Linked DNA regions of Homo sapiens: region 2 is linked to region 1. The links are chromatin loops, found by intact Hi-C in ENCODE. Cell type or tissue: heart right ventricle. All regions are shown on one strand. Each heading gives the region's core, and the rest is flanking DNA. Links, peaks and the distances in the headings are about the cores only. Region 1 has its middle 49 kb from the start of LINC01283. Region 2 overlaps LINC01283 (long intergenic non-protein coding RNA 1283).

Region 1 (11,800 bases), core at 1,971-9,970:
GAAGCTGGACAGTAGGTTGGACCACCAGGCATTCTGTAAACACAGTAAATGTAAGGAGACACCCCAAGGTTTAGAGAGAAACTCAGATTCCAAGCCAGGCTCTGTCAACCACCAGCTATGTGGTCTCAGCACCTTGCACCACCTCTCTGGGCCTCTGCCTCCCTATCTGTGACACAGGGTGGTAATAACAACCCCTACCTTTTTCAAACCCTATGGGGCTTCTTTCTTATTGTGTGCACGGAGAAGCCACAGTGGAGATGCCAGAAGCGGGAAAGGACCCCCTAACCAAATGGGGAAAATGCAGGGGATTAAGTGAGTCAGAGATCCTAGGAAAATGAAACGAGCTAATGGAAAATGTTTTTATTTGGTGGTAAGGAGAGTGGCTTGAGAGAGTGGAGCCTAATGGGAGAAGATGCTGAAGAATTAAAATGATAACTGATGGGCCAGGGTGGACAGTGCAGGCCTGGAGCAAGAAGCAGCAAAAACACATGTCATCAGGCCATGCAGACCTGAGTCCAAGTGTTTGCTAGCTGTGTGACCTTGGGCAAGTTGCTTGATCTCTGTGAACCTCATCCAGCAAATCTACTTCCAGTCCTCACCTCATAGGGTGGCTGTGGGGGTTTCACAAGGCTTGGCATGCAGTGCACATCTAGTGAGTTAGGCCCTTGGTCTGCTTGGAGAAAGGGGACAAAATCAAGTAATCTCACAAGGGCAAAGGCAGTCAGTGCCAAAGGCACAGGAACAGGTGCATGGGGGCTCCAGTGGGGAACAAGTATCTGGGACTGGGGCAGCCGGGGGCCATGTGTTAATCAGGATTCTTGTGGTTGCAAGTGACAGAAACAGACTTGGAATGAGCAGCAAAGCAAATGTAATGGTGCAGGTGGGATGAGGATGGGGGTATTGAAACAGAGGTGTCAGTGCCCCATCCACATGCACTGGAAGGTGGCTGGTGAACACCAGGACTTTTCTTCTGGCCACTGGAGCACTTTTGGCCCATGCACAGGACCAGCCAGAAGTTCCAGAGAGTTAATGCCCCCAGAGGCAACCTTTGACCAAGGATGGTCAAGAAGCTGAAGGATAAATACCCCATCTCCCTCGTTCTCAGACAGGTACCTTAAAGGCATGTTTCACACTAGTTCCCAGAGTTCCCTAACTGGATTGAGCCTCAGTTGCCCAAAGGGTCATTGGCTTATTTATTCACTCAGTCGTTATTGGCTTCCTTCCCTTCCTTGACTTCCTTTCTCCCCTATGTGTGGCTTCCTGGGCCCATTTTACAAATAAACTACTTAAAATCAAATCTTTGTCTCAGCATCTGCTTTTGGGGACCCAAACTAAGACAAATAGTGAGGCTTCAGGTTTGGCTAGTTCTAGATGCTTAAGCAATGCTCTCAGGTATCTGTTCTTCTCCATCTCTTAGCTCAGCTCTCTCTTCCTCTTACCCCCATCCCAGATGAGGAGAAGAGATATTCAAAGTATTTACAGAAAGATAGATAAAAATTATACTCCATCCCCAGGGTACGGCTAAGCATCCTCTGGAATGATAGCTGGCAAGAAAAGACAGAAAAACATAAGAGAGACAGAAATAAATAGATTAGGAAAAAGACAGAGTGCCCACATTTCTCCCCTTGGCACCTGGCTTGTGGAAAAGCACTGGGCCACTGGGAGATACCACAGAGGGGGCAGACATGTTTGTGCTTGAAAAGAAATAGTTATAAGAGAGCAATGCAATCACATCCTGACGGATGATTGTGAAAATGCAGGTGTGTGCATGTGTATGTTTAGTGACGAACTGGCTCATGGGAGCAGAAGGTGCCCTGTGAGCTGGGAGGTGAGATCCCAAGGCAGCTTGGGTGGGAGATCCTGGGTGTGAAGCCCGAGGCAGAGGAATTGAAAGCAGGAGCTCTGGAAACTGAGAGCTCGGCTGAAGGAGCAGAGATTAGGGTGACTGACCATCTCTATTTGCCTGGGATTGTCTCAGCTGAAGCACTGAAAGAGCTATGGCCTAAGAAATCCTCCCATCCCAGGCACACTGAGACAGTTGATCACTCTAGCTGAGATGCTTTAATATAAGCTCCCAGGAGAACATATATTCTGAGCAGAAGAGCAGGGCAGAGCCCACCTAGATGGAACAAACAAACTAAAAGAGAGAATGATGCAACATCCAAAATACTTTAAGCAAAATGTCTGCATATCTTTCAAAATTTTAAATGTACATACCTTTTGACCCAGAAACTGTACCTCTTGGAGTCTTTCTTTCAGAAATGCTCACACCCAAAAATATATGTACAAGGAGGCTTACTGCGGTCTCATCTGTCACATGGAAAAATTAGCAACACTGTAATTGTCCAGCAGGACAGTAATAAGGGAATGGTTAAAGAAATCATGATCTAGCCATATGGTAGCACACTTGGAAGTTAATAAAAAGGAAAAGTGTTTCTAGATTGTCCTAGTATGAGTTTCTGCAGAAACAGATCCTGAGACAAGCATAATGGTATAAATTATCTGGGAGATGGAAGAAGCACAGGAGGGGTGCGGCTGGGAGGTGGAGGGGAGTGGAGAGGGGAGATGGGGAAGGGAAGGCAAGCCAATAAAAGGTGTGTTATCAGTTAGTTACCGCTGTGGGAAACTGGGGCTCAGTCCTGCTGGGGACCTCTAGGAAATGCCTCCAAGTTATCCCACTCAAGGAGCAAGGGAGCTGGTATAATTAGATATCAACTCCTGAAACTCTGGTTGAGGGCTGCTCCCTGGGCTGTTAATTCCCTGGAACTTCCAGCCTTCCCTGCTTTGGCAGAGCTTGGAGAAAGCCCTCAAGCCAAAGAATGTGTACCCTGGCAATTAGAAGGGAGTGGCACACGCCAAAGTGGTCAGACTCCAGGGATACAGGCCAGGCACCAACAGCATCTGCCAAATATACATATAGTCATAGGAAAGAAACCCCTGATACATTATTTAAGTGGGGGGGAAGAGATTACCAGTACTATGCAGAGTATGACTGCATTTTTGTTACTAAAATATGTGTCAGCACATGTGAATTTTGGGGTGTATCTATGCATATGTGTAAAGGAAAAGAAAAAGAAAAGCAGGGATACTAAGCTGTGATCAGAAGCAGGGGCAGGATTGTCTATTTCCATAGTCTGAATTTTTTCAAACAAGTATTACCTTTGTAATTAATAATAATAATCACAATCGTAATTTAAAATGAAGAGAGAAGTTAAAGGAATTGAATGAGTAAACTATGTGAGGCAAAGGAGAGAAAGGCCCACATCCTTTATCCAAAATCTTCAGCTCAGACAAGTTTTAGAATTAAGAAGTTTTCATGTATTAGAAAGGTAAGACTTGTAGAAACCGTGTTTTATGAAACATCCCATGGGTAATCAGACACGTTGATGGTTCTGTGCTGAGACACGAATAATCATATGAAGAGGGATATATAATAACTCCAAAAAGCCTCATATCAATTGAAACCAGATTTTGCTGCCAAATATATTTGTGCCAAACTTACACAAAACTTGTGGGTTTCCATTGCAGATAAGGGATTGTGGATTGGCAGTAAGAAAAGGAGTTTTAAAAACCAGATCTAGGGGATGACAGGTTCAAGACAACAGGGCAACTATGACTTCATAGAATGATACTGCTTTGGTGGTGTGACATTACTATTGAGCTCCTACCTGGGGCACAGCGACTTGATGGAGGCCCCCCAGACCTAGGTGCTTCCAGGGGCTCTCACTTCCTGATCAAGTACCCATGTCACTTTAGAGCAGCTCTCAGGGGCCAAAGGATCTGCATTTCTAATACATTCCCAGTGGGGCTGACACCACTGGTTGGGGGCTGCACTGTTGAGTAGTGACACCATAAAGTTATTTCAGTTGAACCAAAGTAGGTCTCTATATCCCTTCTATCCATCAGCCCATGGCAGCCACAGAGAACATGTCGAATTGTCCTACAAATCACCAGGTTTCTTTGATCGGGTGCCAGCAGGGAGAATACGACCAGTCGGGGCTATGGTAAGGAAGGGGACCCCAAACAAGAAAGGCCATACTGCTTTTGAAACATAAAGAAGCCTTAAGAGAGAAGGAGACCAGAACCAGAGAGCAAATAAAGGCTGCGTGAGAGGAGAGAAGAGGAGCAGAAACCTGAGTGAGACTACTTAATGCTGTTTTACAACCTGAGTGTCGGGACATCCCAGCCATATAGGCAACTGCAGCCTTCATGCAGGTGGTCTCCTTGCACAAAAGGTTACTTCTAGGGGTGGGCATGGGGAAGAGGCATGATGGGGAAGAGCCACTGGGGAACCTTCTGGGTGACAGCAGAGGGGTTGAAATGTTCTATAGCTTGATCTGGGTGGTGGTTACATGGGTGCTACATATATAAAAAGTCCTCCAGCTGTATGCTTAAGATTTGTGAATTTTACTGTGAGGTTGTCACATAGCAACTAAAATTGGAAAATAAAATAAAATGAGCCTCAGTCCTGGGATTGAGTAGGTGAGCCAGTCCTTGGGCCCTCTCAGAGCATTGCCCAAGAGGCCACTGAGCCATGAAGGAATGACAAATTGCCTAGGGGACTGCAATAGGGGACTGCATGCATTTACATGAACCAAACTAACTAGATGACATGCATCTACCCCAGATGCAATGATTAAACAAATGAAATGTATGCAAAGATGTCTTACGATTTCACAGTCACATAACGTGTGCAAAAGACCTTATTTGGCAAAGATCTCCCAATCCTTTTGTTCCTTTTCCCTAGTCACAGAAAATTTATTTGAAGCATCAATGTGCCCAGCTTTCTCTGAGCCGCCTTTTTGGGTAAGTGTGCCCTGTACTAGGGAGTACAGGTAACTTCTGGCCACTGAGACGTGAGCAGAAGTGAGTGAGACCACTGGAAGATCTCCTTTAAGAAAGATACACCCTTCTTTCTTTCCTCCATATTGCTGTCCTGCAGTTGTGATGACTGGAGCTCTAGCAGCCTTCTTAGATCATGAGGACAAGGAAGTTGTCTGTGGGTGGTGAATCAGTGAGCTGGAAGAAGTCTTTGGTCCCTAGTGATTTTATCAAGGCTCCTAGGCTGGCTGTTCAGCCCGAGAGAAAACTTTCTACCTTGTTTAAACCCTGTTATTTCAGATGATTTTCACAGCCAAGTCTAACCCAGAGAGGGTCCCTTTGCCTGTGTGTCATGGTGCCCTGAGTCTCTCATAGGGTAGTGCACATTGATCCCCTACTGGCTGTGTGCCCTAGATGGTGGTATGGGGAAAGAGGACATCTTGGAGACCATCTACCAGAGAAGTGACACGGAAAGGATGGGATTTGGGAGAGTCAGATCGCACAAATGACTACAAGCTAGTACCACCCACCTCCTTATCGTCACCTTTACAATGTGACTTTATAGCTCCTCCCAGCAAGATGGAATCTATTTCTCTACCCTTTAATCTGGGTTGGCCATGTGACTTACATTGGCCAATGACAGAGTAACAAAAGTGGCCCAACCAGAGGTCTGAAAAGCATTTGAGCATTGGGACTTGCCCTCTCATTACTGTTGGAGCCCTATGATGGCCATGTGAACAAGCCTTGGGCTAGCCTGGCAGAGGATGCCAGATGATAGGAGAGAAGTCCCAGCCAGCTCCAGCCACCACATCAGCTGGCCATAGACAGATACATGAGCAAGGTTAGTGGAGACCTAAGGAGCCCAGCCCAGACCAGAAGAACCATCTGGCTAAGCCACAGACTGGTGAGAAATAAGAAACAGTTGTTGTTTTAGACCACTAAATCTTGGAGGAGCTTGTCAGCAATAGCTGACTGATACAGGGGACATGGCTTTTGAAAAGCCAAGTTCACACCACCTTACCCGAGGGCAGTGGTAGTGAGGAACGAATCGAAACCGATCAGGATAATACAAGACAGCCCAGCCCTTTGCCATTCCCAAGATTTCTCTGTGCCTAACTCTCCCCCACGCCTGGCCCATCTCTTAGCTAGGTATATATCTCCTCCGGGAGTCTGGGGAGGGCTCCAAGCTGACCTCTCCATTTCTCTTAGTGAGCAGTAAGTGAGGAGAGCAGGTGGCCACAGGCGGACAGCCATATAAGCATGACTTTCCTAGGGCAAAGGGAAGACTCAGCTCCAGGAGACAGGGAAGAAGCGGGGGTGGAGGAAGTCACAGCCCTTGGGGCTAGTTTATGCCTTTAAAACATGCAGATGTACAGAGAGACAGAACGAGTCTTTTCTATTATAAAATATGTGCTTAGCATATTTATGTCATAGTTTCAACATGTGCACTGAATCGAGTTATTGCATTAGGGAAGGAGATTTCCTTTGCTGCTTTTGACACACTTTGGTCTGCCTGCAGCCTTTGTGCAGGTGGCCTTCACACACAAAAGGAACCCTGGTGTCTGGCAGGGAGATGACCTGGGGTGGGACCCTGGCCCACAAGCCACGCCTGGCTTTGAGCTTCACTCAGATGCTCTCTAGTGTGTTGCTCCCAAGAAATGCAAAAGAAGGGGATTTTCTGCAAGGAGCTCCATGCAGAGCACTGGGGGCCCTGCTGTGCTGTTTACTTAGAGCAGCCCGCAGAAAGCTGGGGTGCTGGGAAACTTGGAAGACTGCCTGCACCCAGGGAGTTGGCCTCCTGGGCCAGCAGCCTGGGTGGAACCATGAGATGCAGGGCTCAGCTGGCAGAAAAGACTGACCTTGCTTTGACATGCAGCCTTGCCCCTTTTCCTCTCTGCACAAAAGCCCCTTTCATTTTCTTCCCTCCTCTTTCTCGTCTTCTCTCATTTCCCCACTCTCTTTCAATCTCTTTCCCCCGACTTTTTCTATCTTAATTGGCCATAACAAGGAACTGAATTCTTTTTATTATGTACTATATTTGTTGAATACAGTTTTATGTTCCTTGCTCTTAATTTTTAAAGTGGATGAGCTGAACACTTTATGGTTTTCTTTCCAAAATTTTTATATCACAGCAGTAGTCATTAGGGATGTTCACAAATATTCCGGTTCTCCATGTGGGCACGTCCGACACGGATGTCCCCTCCTGTTTTCGAGATACCTCATGGCCATGTCGCTTGTTTTGGCCAATTAAAAATGTGCGCACTCCTAGGTGGAAGTGTAACAGCCAGTGAGTTTTCAGGCCACTTGGTTTTCCTGCTGCTGTGGTGATGGGGGAAGCTTCTGTCGAGGTGAAGACTTTCTCAGCTTGGCATCTGAGGGGCTGCAGTGTGCATATTCTCCCTGCCAGCCCATATCAGGCACAGAGCATAGAGAATAAGCGTTGCTGTATTTAAGCCACTGAGTTTGTTACTGCAACATAGTCTTACCTATTCGAACTGATGCAGTCGTTTTACCGTACATCATCCTAGTATTAAGTATCTTTTCTAATAATAAATCATTTACTGCAATGTCAAAATTACCTATGCTGGTTTTTAATCTTTTGCATGGGAGGGGTCATGATCCCTTTGAAAATCTGATGAGGGCCAGGTGCAGTGGCTCACACCTGTAATCCCAGCACTTTGGGAGGCCAAGGTTGGTGGATCACTTGAGGTCAGGAGTTTGAGACCAGCCTGGCCAGCATGGTGAAACCCCATCTCTACTAAAAATACAAAAAAAAAAAAATTAGCCGGGTGTGATGGTGCGTGCCTGTTTTCCCAGCTACTCAGGAGGCTGAGGCAGGAGAATCACTTGAACCCAGGAGGTGGCAGCTGCAGTGAGTCAAGATTGTCAAGATCATGCCATTGCACTCCAGCCTGGGTGACAGAGTGAGACTCTGCCAAAAAAAAAAAAAAAGGAAAATCCGAAGAAACTATGAGGTCCCTTTACCTAAAAATGTCCACATGAAATTCTGCACGCAGTCGCAGGTGTTCACTCGCTCCAGGGTACAAAACTGATACTTAACCATCACTGCTCCTGCAACTTCAGTCCAAGGTACCAGGTGGAATAAAGTCTTCTTTTCTCCTCATTCTTGCTTCTGCCCTGCGGTCCTGAAACCATTGCAGACACAGAACTCTGACCATTCTAGCGGTGTTCTAATGACAAGAAGTCATGCATCATTTCAATTGCTGGAGCCTTAGCAATCATTGGATTATGAATAATTAGATTTCCACGAAGGTTCCCCATTAGGGTGAGTGAACATCTACAGGGATGTCCTTTACAGCAGACCAGGGTTTGGGCACTTCTAGGGCAACACCTCAGAAACCCCCTGGCAGGGTAGAATTGAAAATAAGTGGTAGCAGGGAGTTAGGGAAGGGGTGGTAGAATGCAATGACAAAGCACTTCACCATGACCCCATAGGCTTGTCCTCATGGATTTATTTGCATAAGAGCCCTTCCTTTATCTGTAACACCATGACCCTACATTTGGAGGAATAAATTCTTTTTTCACTACCGTACATGTGAGACCTTTTTGCCTTTCTGAATGTCAGTTTCATCATTTGCACAGTCTAAATTACTGACTGAAAAAATTCACTTGCAAGCTGGTTGTTCAGAACTAGTAACAAACGCTGCCCCCCACTACCACCACCACCATGAAGACAGTGTTTTATTTAAATGGTTGTCAATCTCCTTAGACAAATTACTGGTTTATCAGATGCATCTGAACATTAGAAAATGTTGGAATTCAAACGTAGGAATCTCTTAATTCAGGTCCTCAGTCCCCAACGTGCACTATTGCTAAAATTACCATTCTCTCTCACTCCAAGTCTCACTGTCTCAAAGTAGCCGAATGCATAAAGGGGTTCAGAGGAAAGCTATTTTCTTGGACTAATTCTCACTACAATGTGAGTGACTGGGAACCCCTTCATCCTTCATTCTCAGTGACTGGGAATCCCTTCATCCTCACATTTTTAAAAATAAATCTTAGAAACCCAATTGGATGCCTAATTGGTGGATCATGTATTTTAAAGTGAAGGCCAAAGTCAAGAGCAGTGAAGGGATGTTTTCTGGGAGTTTGTCTCCTGGGATCAACACTCCAAAGCACAGTTCTTAATTGTGAAAGCTTCACTTCGTCTTTCTACCAGCCCACACAGTTTCTAAAACAAAAGTATTTTTCAAACTAGCTCTTAAGGTCACCATATTGGGGCTTCCTGTGTGTGTTTTTGTGCATCTGAGGGGGTGTCGCAGACAAGAAAAGCAGCAGCTGTCCACAACCATGGGTCACTGATAAGTCCAGTGTCCATTAAGCCAGAGAATGTCCAAGAACAGAAGTATGCTCTATGCCAACTTCTCCCAGAACCTCCTATAACAAGTGAGTGGCATTGTCTGCAAAGCAATCTGGCGTCTTGGGAAAAGGAAACCCTTATTTGAGGGAGTGGGCGGCTGGGGGTGGGAAGAATAGATTTTTCATTCCTCAAAACCACTCGCAGAACATAAAATTAGTCACAGCCCCTTTATACTAGGAACAGAAATCAAATTCACATGGTGCCTAATTTTGCCTAAAGACACATCTCTTTGTGCCACAGGGCTATGTCCAGAGGTCTGACAGATGAGACAGTCTTCATTCCCTTCCAACTGGGTGAGGATGTGCCTCCCAGAAAGAGCTGGGTGCCAAAGAGGGCGTTATCATCTCTTCCTTCATTCAGCAGCTTTGTCTGCAAGATTGGAAAACGGCTAGTTGGTATATTTCGAGGGATCAAATAATTAGTTCTCTTGGAATCTCATTTTAGATTTTAATTCTTAGTCTTAGAGCCAAACTATAGGAGCAGAAATTTCTATCTGCGGCTGGAGGGATTCAGTTTCGGCACACTAAAAAAAGGCCCTGCTTCGGAGGCATTTTTCCATGCATGAATCAAATTATTCCAGCTGGGTTTTACCAACACGTAGGCAATCAAAACCTACTTTCACTTGCTATTTTATTCTTTATTTACTAGTTCTATAAATACTATGATGGGTGTGCTTTTATATTGAGGATGGGGGTGGCAGGCAGAGAGAACAGCTGCCTGCAGCCTTCAGTCCCATGCAGACCTCAGGTTGGTGGGGAGACAGGCCTGCCTGCCTCCTGCCCACCCCAGTCTTTGGGCTTGTGAGTATAGCCACCAGTCTTTCATTTGTCATACCTGTGCAGGGCACCTTTGCCACCCTCCTTTCCTTCCTAGGTTGAGAAGGCCAACCTGGTTTTTCAGAACGGGTACCCAAGTCTGCCAAGGAAACAAAAATAAAATACTCTTAAAATCCAGGGAAGAGGCAGACAAATACAAACTACAGACAATTCTGGCCAAGGCTGGTACATCTGGAAGTGGCATCTGGAGCAAGAAAGGGAACTTAAGATGAGGGGTTGGCCTTGGTGGCCTCCAGCTCTGATAGCTGATGATTTGATGAATTATACTTGCGCTCCAGGCCCCAGTGGATAAACCAGGATTAAGGGGTGAAGTGCCCAGGGAGGCAGATTCTGACTCAGCATCAGGACGAATTTGATAAAGATTAGAGTTGTCTAAAAATGAATTGGGCTGCCTTGGGGGTAGCAAGTGCCCTGTTTCTGCATTTTTTCAAGCATGGGATAACCCTGAGGAGCAGCCACAGAGAAGGGACTCAAAGCTCTAAGGAAGTTGATTTGGTGACAGTTAATGTCCTCTCCAACTCAGGAATCCCACAACCTCCGCTCCAGGGACTCTGAACTTCCAAAGGAAGTGGATGTGCCCCTCGGGCTCTCTGCCACCTTTCCTAAATAGGCATAGCTCCTTCTGCCTATGGGGACCAGAGATCCTCCAATTTGGGCCAGCACAGGGGCACATAAGCAAAGGGAGTCCACAAAGTCATCATTAGGGAGAATATAAGTGTCAGAGGGCAGAAAAGTGTTCCCCTAAAGGTTTAAAATGTGGAAGGCCAGGATATGCAAGCAGGCTCAAAGCTAGGTGGGGAAGGAGGGGACATCCAAGACACAGGCTCTCTCAGCGTCTGGGAAGTTGCCATAGAACAATCAGAGCTTCAGCATGCAAGATATCTTCTTGTTCCCCACTCCTCTTCTCAGAGATTCATTTGCAAGCCACCAGAGTTCTGCGGGGGCTCTTGCCATGTAGCAGTTGTTCTTATTTTGCCAGGACAGAGCTCTTAAGCCAGCAAGGACCTGCAGGTGGGACTCAAGCCACAGGAGCTGCAGGGCCAGTGATGACGTTCCTGCTCAGTGCCGGGGCAGGGAATGCCCACTTCCCTCCATCATCAGCTTTCCCATGTGAGCCATAGCCAGCCTCCAACCTCAGCCCTCTTCTGACAGACTGGGGCTGCCCACAGCTCTGTCAACCCCTAAAGGGCCTTGGGCTTCTGCCTGTCCTTCCAGGCCACCAGTGGCACACACCTGACTGAGACATGGAAGTGGGCCTCAGCATGGCCTGATGGCACTGTGGCCCAGCCATCCTGAATACTCACCTGATGAAGGAGGCAGGAATTCAAGATGGCTGATGTGCTGGGTTGAATAATGTCCCCCTCCCAAATCCATATTCACCCAGAACCTCAAAATGTGGTCTTGTTTGGAAATGGGTGCAAAGGTCCTTTCCCACTGGCGTAAGTCCAGTGAGACAGAACACTCACATAAGTCGAGCAAAGCAGGTTTATTACTCACAGAGTAATAGGCAGAAATAAAAAAGAGAAGCCTAGGACCCACAGTAAGCCAGTCCCCCAAGGCTCAGGAAAGCTGCTCAGGGTGGATGGAGTCTCTTCTGCATGTGCCCCATGTCACGTTGCAGCTGAGGGGCCCTAAAAACACTCGGTCCTGGATTTTATACCTGAACATCACTGGAATTGCTGAGAATAAGCATTACAGGAGAGCCTGTTCTAGAAGGACTGAGGACAGAGCCCAGGCTGTTCCAGACAGTTCTTTCTTATCA
Region 2 (11,800 bases), core at 2,384-10,383, 65 kb before region 1:
CTCAGTGGCATACAATGATCAGCATTTATTCTTCACTTGTGCCTCTGCTGGTTGTCTGGGGAAGCTATGTTCCATGTGTCTCATTCCAGGGCTCAGGATGGTGGGGCAGCAGCCCCCGGGGGTGTGCTTCTCTCATTGAGCACAGAAAGTCACAAAAGGGCAAATGGAAGCATGCAATATTTTTAAAGCCTAGGCTTGAAACTGGCACACAATCATCCCCACCTTCATCCCATTGGGCAAAGCAAGTCACATGGCCAAGCCTTTCATCAATGAGACAAGGAAGTTTACTCTTCCCAAGAAGATTTAGAGAGACGGAGTGAATTTTTTGTTGTATGGTAATTTAATCTACAAGCTACATGGGGAAAATGTTCTATGGTCAAATAAGTTAGGGAAACGCTGTGTTTTTAAAATAAGATGAAAAAGAGTTGGGATGTTGGAGGTGGTCGGGGGGTGTCAATTAATCTTTTGAAAGATGTGAGACAGGTCTCAGAGCCTTTAGTGAGTATGTCCATCTTGAATACAGTTGGGAGGCATAGTATGTGAAATGATGTTTTCTGACTCTTTTTCACCATGCTATTAGTGTTCCACCGAACCCACTTTGAGAAAGGTTGCTATAGCTCATGACCAAGTGCCCTAACATCTCTGAGCCCTAGGTATCCAGGTTATTTGGACAGGAACAATGGTATCTATCTCAGAGGATGGTTAGGGGGTCTGACATGAGATAAAGTGCACATAGATGCCTATTCACTCATGAGTTCAATTCATCTGGGACCTCAATTAGAAAGAGGGCTCCCGTAGCATGGGACAGGTTGGATCTGGGCCACAGGAGATTCACACACTGGATTAGGCAGGCTCTGGGCAGCAGAATACCTATGAAAAGGAGTAGAAAGTCCTTCTGAATTCTGAGTGTGGCAACAGACAGCAGAGGCCTTGAAAATGGGGGAGTGTGAAGGGTTAACAGGGTCGTGGTGTAAAGAGGTTTTTGTTGGTAGCAAGTTCTGAGGGACTCTAGGCTAAACTGATGTGGCTACAGATTGGCAGAGGCATTTCAGGGAAGGATCAAGTGATACTTTGGCCTCGACTGATCCCTGGCCCTGAGGAACGGCCAGGCTGTCAAGTCAGAGATTGGCAGCCCCAGTTAGGGAGCAGAGGACTATAGGGGCAGGAGGCCATGGATGTCATCAGAGCTCCTATCACTGGAGCAGGGCCTGTATTCAGTTCAGAATCCTGCCTTTTCCCTGCACCCACCAGGAGCTTGTGTCCTTTTGCTTCTGTCTCACCCCTGCCTAAACCTGGTCCATCTTTCCAAAGCATGAACCATTCCTTCCTGTGGCCTCTGCAAACAACGAAACACCAGTGTCATTAGCGTAAGGACACAGAGGCAGGAGCAAAGTTCACAGAAGATTCCAATTCCACCCAGGTATGAATAGGAAATTATCTGTGGAATGGTCTGCTTCCCCTTAGTTACACATGTGGTTTTTATTTCTTGGGGAAAAAAGGCTCCAGGTGTTGTTCTCCAAAATGTCACCCCCCACTCCCGGCCTTGGCAGGCTCCCAACTGCCTAGGTCTATAGAAGTGCCAGTGCTGGAGCCGACAGCTTCCAGCACCTTCCACAGCTGCCACAGCTAACACAAGAGACCTTTTCTACACATTGGCTTTTCTCCCATCAGAAACACTCCAATATTTGTCCTCGCTGCTCCTCGGGGTGGTGTCTCCTTTCTTCACCTGTGGCATCTCCAGGTTGAACAATATTTTTAGGTTTCTCCCCTCTTGTTGTTTAAGAACCCTCACCCTAAAATCTCAGAAAATGTATCTCAGAGGCCTGAGGGGATGCACCCTGGGTCCCGGTGTCTCTGAGCTGATGGCACGGCATCCACTAGTTGGGTTTTTTTGTTATTTTCCTGGTGTTTTGTTTGTAGACATTTTTTTTTAAAAAAATGAAACAGATACCACATCTTTTTCCTTTGGAAAAGTATATTGGGAGGAAAGTGAAATGCTGGGAATATGTGGGTGCACCCTTACAATGAAAACATCTCATTGTAAAAAAATTACAATAGTATCTATTTGAAAGAAATATTGTATGAGTAAAAAAGCAAGATATCGGCTGGGTGCAGTGGCTCACACCTGTAATCCCAGCACTTTAGGAGGCTGAGGCAGGTGGATCATTCAAGGTTAAGAGTTTGAGACCAGCCTGGCCAACATGGTGAAAACTCATCTCTACTAAAAATACAAAAATTAGCCAGGTGTGGTGGTGTGCACCTATAATCCCAGCTACTCGGGAGGCTGAGCCCTGAGCCTGGGAGGTGGAGGTTGTGGTGAGCCGAGATCGTGCCACTGCATTCCAGCCTGGGTGACAGAGTGAGACCCTGTCTCAAAAAAAAAGCAAGATATCTGGGCAATTGAGACCATCCAATGATGGCAGAGCAATAACCTGCTCTTTTATAGTTACATAAAGTTACATAAAAATTCTTATGAGCACAGCCTCTGCAGCAAGGTGGCAGGGATTGGGATCCCAGCTCTGCTACATACCAGCCATGTGACCTTGAGCAAGTTACTTAATCTCTCTGTGCCTCAGTTTCCTTCTCTGTAATCTGTGGATACTAATAAACTCACCTCTTGGAGTTAACATGAGAATGAAATGAGTTAAGTTTCATACAGCTGTTGCGACAGTGCCTGGGTGTATAGTAGGCACCAAGCGTTTGTTAAAGAAAACTTCAGAAGAGGGTCACTCTCATAACATCATGTGAGCCGAAACCCAGGGCATGCTGGAAACACAGGAAGTACTCGCCATTCTTGTTGTTTTGTCCTCACTGACCTTGCCCCATCTCCCTTTTCTTCATGCTCTTCCTTCCACAATAATACCCTCTCATGAGGCCCTTTATGTATTCTACCTCCTTATTTTAAAAGGGAAAAATGAGAAAAAAAGAAATAAAATACAATTCTTGGAAAGCTGGCAGGAGGATTTGCATTTTAATGGCAGAGAAAATGTAAAGTCAAAGGAATGAATCCCTAATTGTAGAATTTGTGGTTGCTGGTGAGGGGACTACTTGGTGGGACAGAGGTGGCAGGACTGGGCAAGATAGGAGAGAAGGACAGAAGATCAACCTGAAATCCCTCCACACAGGCAGTTGCCTACTGGACAAGAAATGCCAGCCCCAGCTATGTACAAGAAAGTATGCTTCCCGTGAGGTCACACCCACTCTGAATGGAAACCCACGCGTGCCCTGGACTGGTTCTTCCAATTATGGAAAAGGCCCCCAAACGTCCCCTGATTGGCATACCACAAAAGCTGAATCTCTGCAATAATGATGATGATAATGGCATTGGTAATAGCCGCGATGCAGCTGTTACTCAGCCACGTGCATCTTCAGAGTCTCCTGGGGATTGACGGTGTGCTAAGAATAGTCCTGGTACCGGCATTCAAGAATAATCGGGTGACCAAAGTGAACCTCACAAGGTGGGATCCTGCTTGCCAAATGGGCTGCCAGGTGTGAGGGCACGGACTCTGCAATGCTCTACTCTCCTGGGTGGGCTGAGAATGAGTGAGGAGACTTGGCTGTGTGTTCAGGCTGGGGAAATCCTGAAACAAGGGCTGGAGTGAGACTTTTCAAAACTGCAGCACTTGGATTAACCTTGTTGTCAAATTCCACCTGTGTCATAGCTCCTGGGACCTACTCCCTTGTGGACTTTACCATTCAGAGCAGAGGGAGGAGTCAGCTGCATGACCGGTGACTGGCATGGAGAAGATGTAGTGCTGTCAAGACAGGATTAGCTAAAAGTGATAGAAAATGCCAAAGAAGACTGGCTGAAGTTTCTTTCTCTCATAATAAATCAGGTTCAGAGGTGGACGGTTGAGGGCTGAAAAGGTGGCATGACAAAGTCGAAAGGACCAGGCTATTATTGTTATCAATATCATTGTCATTACTATTGTATAATTTGCATGCGGTGAAATACACAGATCCTGATGAATTTTGACAAATGTTTGCACCATGTAATTAACTGCCCAACCAAAAGAGAACATTTCCATCAGCTCAGAAGTTTCCTTGTGCCCCTCTCCAAGTGATTTGACATTTATCACCAGGGAATGGATTTGCCTGCTCTAGAATTCCATATAAATGGAGTCATACAGTAGCTATTCCTTTGTTTCTGGCTTCTTTCACTCAATATAATGCTTTTGGGATTTACTGATGTTGCTGTATCAGTAGTTCTTTTTTATTGCTTATTAGTCTTCCATGGTATGAATACACCATAATTTGTTTATTCACCTGTTGAGGGACATTTAGATTTTATCCAGTTTGGGATTATTAGGAAAAAAATTTGTTACCAACATTTGTGTGCAAATCTGTGTGTGGAAATAGGTTTTCATTTCTCTTGGGTAATGAGTGGGAGTAGAATTGCTGAGTATAGTATAGGTACATGTTTAATTTTGTAGGAGATTACCAGTTTTCCAAAGTGATTCTACAATTGAAGGCTCTATCTTGCTCTTCTACCATTAGCCATTCATGACTTCTACCTCATGGTAAAATATGGCTGCTTGAATTCTAGCCATCATATCCACATTCCAACCCACAAGGAGGAAGATGGAGGAAATTATACGCTTCCCTTGCTTTAATAACATTTCCTGGAAATGTCACACAATACTTCTGCTTACATCCCATTAGTTAGAACTTAGTCCCATGATTGCACCTTGCTGAAAGGGAGGCTGGGACATGTATTTTTTGTTATGGAGACCCACATGCCTAGCTAAAAATTGGGGATCTTATTATTGAGAAAGAAAGTGATATTGGATGTTGGGGGGCAAGAAGCAGCTCTGCTACAGATGAGTGGTCAGAAATTAGTCAGGGATCATTCCTGTCTTGCTTAAGGGTGTTTCTCCAGAACCTATCGTGGACCTTGGCTCATGATATATGCTCTATAAATGTTTGTGACAGGTGGAAGGAGGGAGAGAAGAAGAAAGAGAGAAGTAGCCATGGCAGCCAGGCTCATGACTCAGGAAAGTTTCCTTGAGGTCACTATGCTCTTCTGACAAGAGTGTTGTTCTTAAAGGACTTTCACCATTCTTCAACTTCTGACATTGTTTCAAAACATCTCTTGGATGCAATTAAACGTCATTGTATGAATTGTCAAGACAGTCTTTCAGTGACTTGTTAGGTAAGGGACTTTTTGACATTGTTATCTGATAGAGATAGTTTGGGAATTTTGTTTTTCAGTGTGGAATAGAGTGTGTGTGGGTGGGTGTGTGTGTCTGCACAGGAAACCGTCTGAGGACTTTTTCCTGTCAAGAGTCTCACAATTTGTATGGTAATAAACGTGTTGTCATCAAGGGCTTGTGCCTTGGAAATTCGAAATGAAGGCCGAGATGCCTGAGGGGAGGGGAAGAAAAGAGAGCTGGGAGCAAGGTTGTTTCGAAGCCGACTCGTGGCCGTGACAGGCAGCGGGAACTTTTGTGAGAGGCCTCCGTGTTTCCAGCCGGGTGCCCCTTCAGCAAATGAGGGGGTCATCGGGTTATGTTATTTTATGGTACAAAAGCAGATACGGTCCGCTGCCTCCGCTCTACCCTGATAATTTTGTTTTCCTGGCGAGTTTGCCATCAAGGATCTGACATGCCATTAGGTTTTTATCTCTGTTGCCCAAGGAGGGGCAACGGTGAGCAAGGGTCTGCTTTTCATTAAAGTGAGCCTGGTTGCACGAGCACTTCTTTGAACAAAACAACCACGGTTCACGACAAGGTTAGGGGAAGGCGGGGCGGAGGGAAGGTTATTAGTTATTACCTCTGCTTCCTTAGCGGGAGTGGGGGCTTCTCTCTAGCGGGATTTGGATCCCTCCCTGGGGCGCTGAGAGCTAATTCCACACTCAAGCCATGATCCCCAGGCCCGCCTAAGAAGCGGCGCCTTCTAATCATGCCAAATCATCAGGCTGATTCTGCGACATCAACTGTTACCCATTAGGGAACAGGCTGACAACAAGAAATGCATTTCACTTCCAGTCTTGGCCCTCCCTGGACTTGTAGTCCAAGGAAGCTCCAGTGATCCTGCTGGGGACACGGGCCTCCTGCCAGCTCTTAAGAGCTTCTGCCAGGGTTTCTCTCCCCAAAGGAAAAAGTGTCTGGGAGGGCCTCTGAGGAAGGGGAAAGGGTGAAGGACACTAGCTGGGAGTCAGTCCAAATTGGCTCTGCCCCATGTGAAAGAGCCTGATACATTCAAGGTCATTGATCCGAATTTGTCCCCGCAAAGCAGAACAAAATGAGCAGAGACACACACTCAGTAGCAAGTCTAAGGGGAAAAAAAATATCCTGTAAATCTGTCCATGTTGTTTTCTTTTAAGATGCGGTAGCTAATGTTGGTGTCAGAAAGGGGCCCAGCTGTTTATGGTGCTTACCTAAACAGCCTGCCTGACTTTAAAGTCATTTCTGGCTGCTTCTGCCAACCCAAGTACTCCAGTCCACCTTTTTGTGTCATTCCCATCAGAAAAATCACACCGGTCTGATGCTCACTCTGGCGTGCTGGCCTCCCGTGAAATGCTGTGATCGAGGGTCTCCAGTGGGACTCAGAGACTCCATTCCTCTGCCCCTCCCCCACCATCCTCCTCCACACCATCTACCCACCCACTGCTGGGTGCGATTTATAAGCAGGGGAATCCCCTTAATCCCATAGATATGTGATTTACTTCACCCAAGAATTCGGAGAGCTGCGTCCTCTCTCAAAAAGTGAATTATAACACCAGCATAGAATATCGATTCCAGACATGTGGAATTTTAATCCCCAAGTCCCCACGAAATGCTTCTGTCCATGGTAAATTGGTCCACCATTTCAGCATGTCCAAACAGGTAGGACAGATGACCCCCTCTGGCCACCAACTCTCAGTCACTGGGGGCAAGGTCAGGGGGTTGCGGGGGAATCTGAGAGCCTTCATCTCACTCTCGTGACTGTGTCTGCTCTCAGGTGCTGTGTGCAATTCTATTTTGTATTTCTTGGAACCTGACATCAATTGGGCATTTTTAAATTCCCCTGCTGCCCGCAAAGCCAAAGCCAGGCAGCCATCTTCAAAATGTCACCAGCCATTAACCGTGAGCAAGGATGAATTATGCTCACCACCACCATCAGGTGCATTGAGAAGAACAACTCGCGGAGGCAGACTGCCATGTGCTGGGGGGAGTTCCAGCTCCAAGCCCTGCCCTGGGCTCTCCCAGGACCGCCAACCCGTGTTTCCAGAGATTGTGGTTTTATCTGCAAATAGGTTAGGTTTTAATGGGTAGTAAGCCCCCATAATATTCCAGGCCCTGTTCCCAGCACCACTTCCACAATAACTCTCCTCACTTCCTTGTCACAAGTGGGAATTGAAAGGCTCAGAGCTGTTGGGTACATTGGTCAAGGTCACACAGCTGGTGAGTGGAAGAAACATGCCTGTTACCAAGATCTATTTTCTATTACATCACACCCAAAGAAGCTTCTGCCAATCTTATGCATGGTTTTCACTGCATGTCTCAATAATATAACCAGTCCCAGGCACCTACATTTTAACGCCAATACAGCTGGAGCTCAGACAGGTTAAGTGACCTGTGCGAACACACACTCATGGAGGGAGAATGGGCTCTGTGACATGTAATGCGACAGATATTTATTGAGCATCCACAAGCTTTGGCTATACACAGCTAAATAAGGCACAGTCACTGCCATCGAAAGACTTGACGGTCACATGGGGGCAGACTGCAACATACATGATTCTGCATAATTCCAAGCATGGAATAGTATGTTATTTGTGTTTGTGAGTGTCATGGGATCCCAGGAATGGAGTGAGTCATTCACAGAGGAAGTGACATTTGAGGTGAACCATGAAGGCTGTGGAGGAATGAAGAGGCAGGCATCGAGTAGAATTCTCTGATGGCACACTGCCCCACCCCACAAGCCTTACCCCTGGGGTGGCCAGTTTACTGTGAGCATCAGCAAGTAAATGTCAAACAGCCTGTCCCATCCTCTAACTCAGCACTATACAACAAAACTTTCTATGATAATGGAAATGGTCTAGATCTGTGCTACTCGATATAGTGGCCTCCCAGCCGCAGGTCCCTACTGAACACTTGAAATGTGGCCAGTAGGACTGAGAAACTGATTGTTTCGTTCTATTTACTCTTAATTTATATTTCAATTTAAAAAGCCATATGTGGCCAGTGGCTCCTATAGAGGACAGCACCTGCAGCAGAGAGTGGGACTACAGGCATTAATCTTGCAAGAGGATGGCAGACCGACCTCTGTGCAGGCGATCACTGGACAGTTCTCCATCATCGACAGGCAAAGGGGCAGAAGCATGGGCACAGCCCTCCTAGGGCTAAGTCACAAGGTCCTGTCATAGGTCCAGATGCTCCAACAACCATTCAGTGCTCCCCAGCATCATGTGATCAGTGGGACTAGGTCTGAGTTGCCACCACGTCACCTCCTCCTGGCCCTATAGTCTCTGCTGAGGAGGCTGGAGAAAGGAGGCACTGTGAGAGACCCAGCCCCCATCTCACCTTCTGCTCAATGGTGACCTTCCCCTGGTGACCCTTTCATTGGATGAATGTGTCACAGCTGCCCTGCAGTGAGCAGGAGGGCTGGATGTGGTGCTGGGAAGGCCACCCTTGGTATGAAGCCCTCCTGTCTTCTCTGGGTGCCCCAAGCCCAGGGCTCCAGGATAGAGCTGTCTCCATGCTCACAACAGCAATGAGACTTATAGCAAATGAGACTTATAGCAACTGCATTAGTCCATTCTCTCATTGCTGTGAAGAACTACCTGAGGCCAGGCTCGGTGGCTCACCCCTGTAATCCCAGCACTTTGGGAGGCTGAGGCAGGTGGATCACGAGGTCAGGAGATCAAGACCATCTTGGCCAACATGCCGAAACCCCATCTCTACTAAAATACAAAAAATTAGCTGGGCGTGATGGAACGCACCTGTAGTCCCAGCTACTCGATAGGCTGAGCCAGGGGAATGGCTTGAACCCGGGAGATGGAAGTTGCAGTGAGCTGAGATGGCACCACTGCACTCCAGCCTGGCGACACAGCAAGACTCTGTCAAAAAAATAAATAAATAAAAATAAAATAAAATAAAAGAACTACCCGAGACTGGGTGATTTATGAAGAAAAGAGGGTTAATTGACTCACAGTTCTGCAGGCTGTACAGGAAGCATGGCTGGGGAGGCCTCAGGAAACTTACAATCATGGCAGAAGGCAAAGGGGAAAAAGGGAAAGCAGGCACATCTTCACATGGCGGTACAGGAGAGAGCAAAAGAAGGGAGAAATGCTACACACTTTTAAACAACCAGATCTCATGAGCACTCTGTCTCAAGACAGCACTAGGGGATGGTGCTAAACCATTAGAAACAACCCCCATGATTCAATCACCTCCCACCAGGCCCCACCTCCAACATTGGGAATTACAATTCAACATGAGATTTGTGTGGGGACATAGAGCCAAACCATATCAGCAACTCACCGTGCACCCCAATTAATTAATGCATGTAGCTTTCACTTGTCTTCTTTCCTACACTTTCATTGGGGGAACTATAGAAAATAGTGAAACATGAATAAAGGAAATCTATCCAGAACATGACTCCTTCTTTCCACCTCCACCACTGCCACCCTAGCCAAACTGTCATTGTATCTGCTTTTACAATGGCCCAATCAGTCTGTTCCTCCCTTGCTGATACATAGTCCATCCTCAACAGAGCAGCCAGAGGGATTCTTTAAACCCTAAACCAGATAGAGGCACTCCTTGCCCATAACTCTCCAATACTCCCCATCTTGGTGCAAAAGCTGAAGTCCTTACGAGGTCCTGTGCAGTCTCACAGTCTGCCCCCACTCTTCCTCACCTCTGGCTTCATCTATTACTCTCCTGCTCCCACCAAAGATCTGTCCCAGCTGCACTGGTCTCTTTGCTGCCCCTGGACCATGCCTGGCATAGCCTGCCTCAAGGCCTTTGCACTGGTCCTCTCCCCTGACTGGAGCACTCTTCCCTTAAACAGCCACATAGCCCACTCCTGAGTGTTTTTCATGCCTTTATTCAAATGCCACCTTCCTGGTGAAGTCTTCACTGGACACTTAATTAAATTTGCAATCTCACTCTTCTTCCAATTCCCCATTCATTTCCCCAGATCTCTTTTTCTTCCTAGTCTTATCTCTGTCATACTATAGATTTTGCTTATTTATTTGGTTTATTATCTGTCTTCTTTCACTCGAATGTGAGCTCTATGAAGGCAGGTGGTTTATTTATGCTTTGTACTCTGCTATAGTCACGGTGTCTAGAAAAGTGTCTGATACAATGTAGGCTGTCAATAGATATTTGCGGAATAAATGACTAAAAATCACTATATCTCTGCACTCAAAGATAACCATTGCTAATGGCTGGTTGTATTCCCTTCTAGACTTTCTTCTATTGAGCCTCATTTTGACTGAGTTAAGTAGGAGTCCTGTGGCCATCAAGAGAGTGCTGAGGAGAGAGGGAGGGACAGCTCTCTCAGGGTCTGTATCTGCCTGTGATCTCCTTGGTGGAGGCCTGGGCCTCATCCTGATTGGCCCAGAAATCCACACTTTCAGTTCTCTCAGGGATCATCAGCCTTGGCAGGACTGACCCACATTAACCAAACTCATAAGAACCTGCAGATAGATAAAACCAAAGACCACTTTACTCATTCCTACCCCTTTCCAGTGATTCTGCCCCTCAAGGAACACAGAACACTATGCTGGAAGTCATGGCTGCAGCTGGAGGAGGTGTACTTTGTTGATTGCCCAGAGGGTTGTATTAAGATTTTAGGCACCTTCAAGCACTGAAAAGATTATAGTGTGCTGTACGCAATCCCATGTGCTATTCACAATAAAAATAGTGCTCAACTATGAAACAATTACAATGAAAATAATGTTCCGAGTTTTCCCATTATGATAAAGTTAATGCTTTTAAATATATACGTTAAAAATAAAATTGCTTCTTTTAAAAATCATCTTTGTTTCTCCTGCTTTGTTTGTGATCTGGGCATGTTCTTAGGCTTCCTGTGGGACATTCCAGCCAATATAGTTTGGCTCTGTGTCCCCACCCAAATCTCATGTTGAATTGTATTCGCTAATGTTGGGGGAGGAAACTGGTGGGAGGTGATTGATTGGATCAAGGGGGTGGATTTCCCCCTTGAAGTTCTCATGTCAGTGTGATAGTGAGTGAGTTTTCACAAGATCTGGTTGTTTGAAAGTGTATAGCACTTCTCCCTTCACTCTATTCCTCCTGCTCCTGCCATGTAGGTGTGCCTTCTTCCCATTCGCCTTCTGCCATAATTGTATGTTTCCTGAGGCCTCCCCAGGCATGCATCCTGTACATCCTGTGGAATCATGAGCCCATTAAATGCCTTTTCTTTATAAATTACCCAGTCTCAGTATGTCTTTATAGCAGTGTGAGAATGCACTAATACACCAGCTTGGGTTGTTTCTCCAGCTTTTCTCAACCCTTACAAGCAAAATGATCCTGATTTTTCCCTTGGGGGATTGCTTCCCCATTTTCCAGTATAACCATACTGGAGTGTGGAGGTAGACATCCCTTCCACACTCAGGGTTGGGGTCAACTGTGAGAAGCAATTTGGTGGGACTTCTGAGAAAGCCCGTGGGTAGTGTGATGTGAACGTGCTTTAAGATCTGGTGCTGGGTAGCATTTGGTTATCATAATGAGGTACTTTGGACAAGTGGGGGCCACCATGTGTAATTGTAGTCAAAATGGAATAATACAGAGAAAAGAGATAAAGAGAAACCAGGTTTTTGGTAGCACGATTTTTGTGCTGCTGGGTCAAA

Evidence for each region. A loop is a pair of places that touch in the nucleus more often than their neighbours do. Peaks named below come from ENCODE experiments on the same cell type or tissue, not always from the same donor. Only the 100,000 strongest peaks of a DNase experiment are listed, where the experiment ranks them.
Region 2: it touches region 1 in a loop (5-fold over the local background); 3 of 110 quality-filtered maps call a loop at or near these places.

Annotation. Positions count from the first base shown.
Region 1 is chrX:39,478,325-39,490,124 of GRCh38, forward strand. No RefSeq gene overlaps it. Among named protein-coding and RNA genes, the nearest start is that of LINC01283, 49 kb to the left of the region's middle. RefSeq lists an enhancer at 1-172. In heart right ventricle, for the core only: no CTCF peak of the experiment used is centred there; no DNase peak of the experiment used is centred there.
Region 2 is chrX:39,413,375-39,425,174 of GRCh38, forward strand. All of the region lies in intron 1 of LINC01283 (long intergenic non-protein coding RNA 1283), which reads right to left. Among named protein-coding and RNA genes, the nearest start is that of LINC01283, 16 kb to the right of the region's middle. In heart right ventricle, for the core only: no CTCF peak of the experiment used is centred there; a DNase peak (open chromatin) is centred at 6,077; H3K27ac peaks cover 2,006 bases.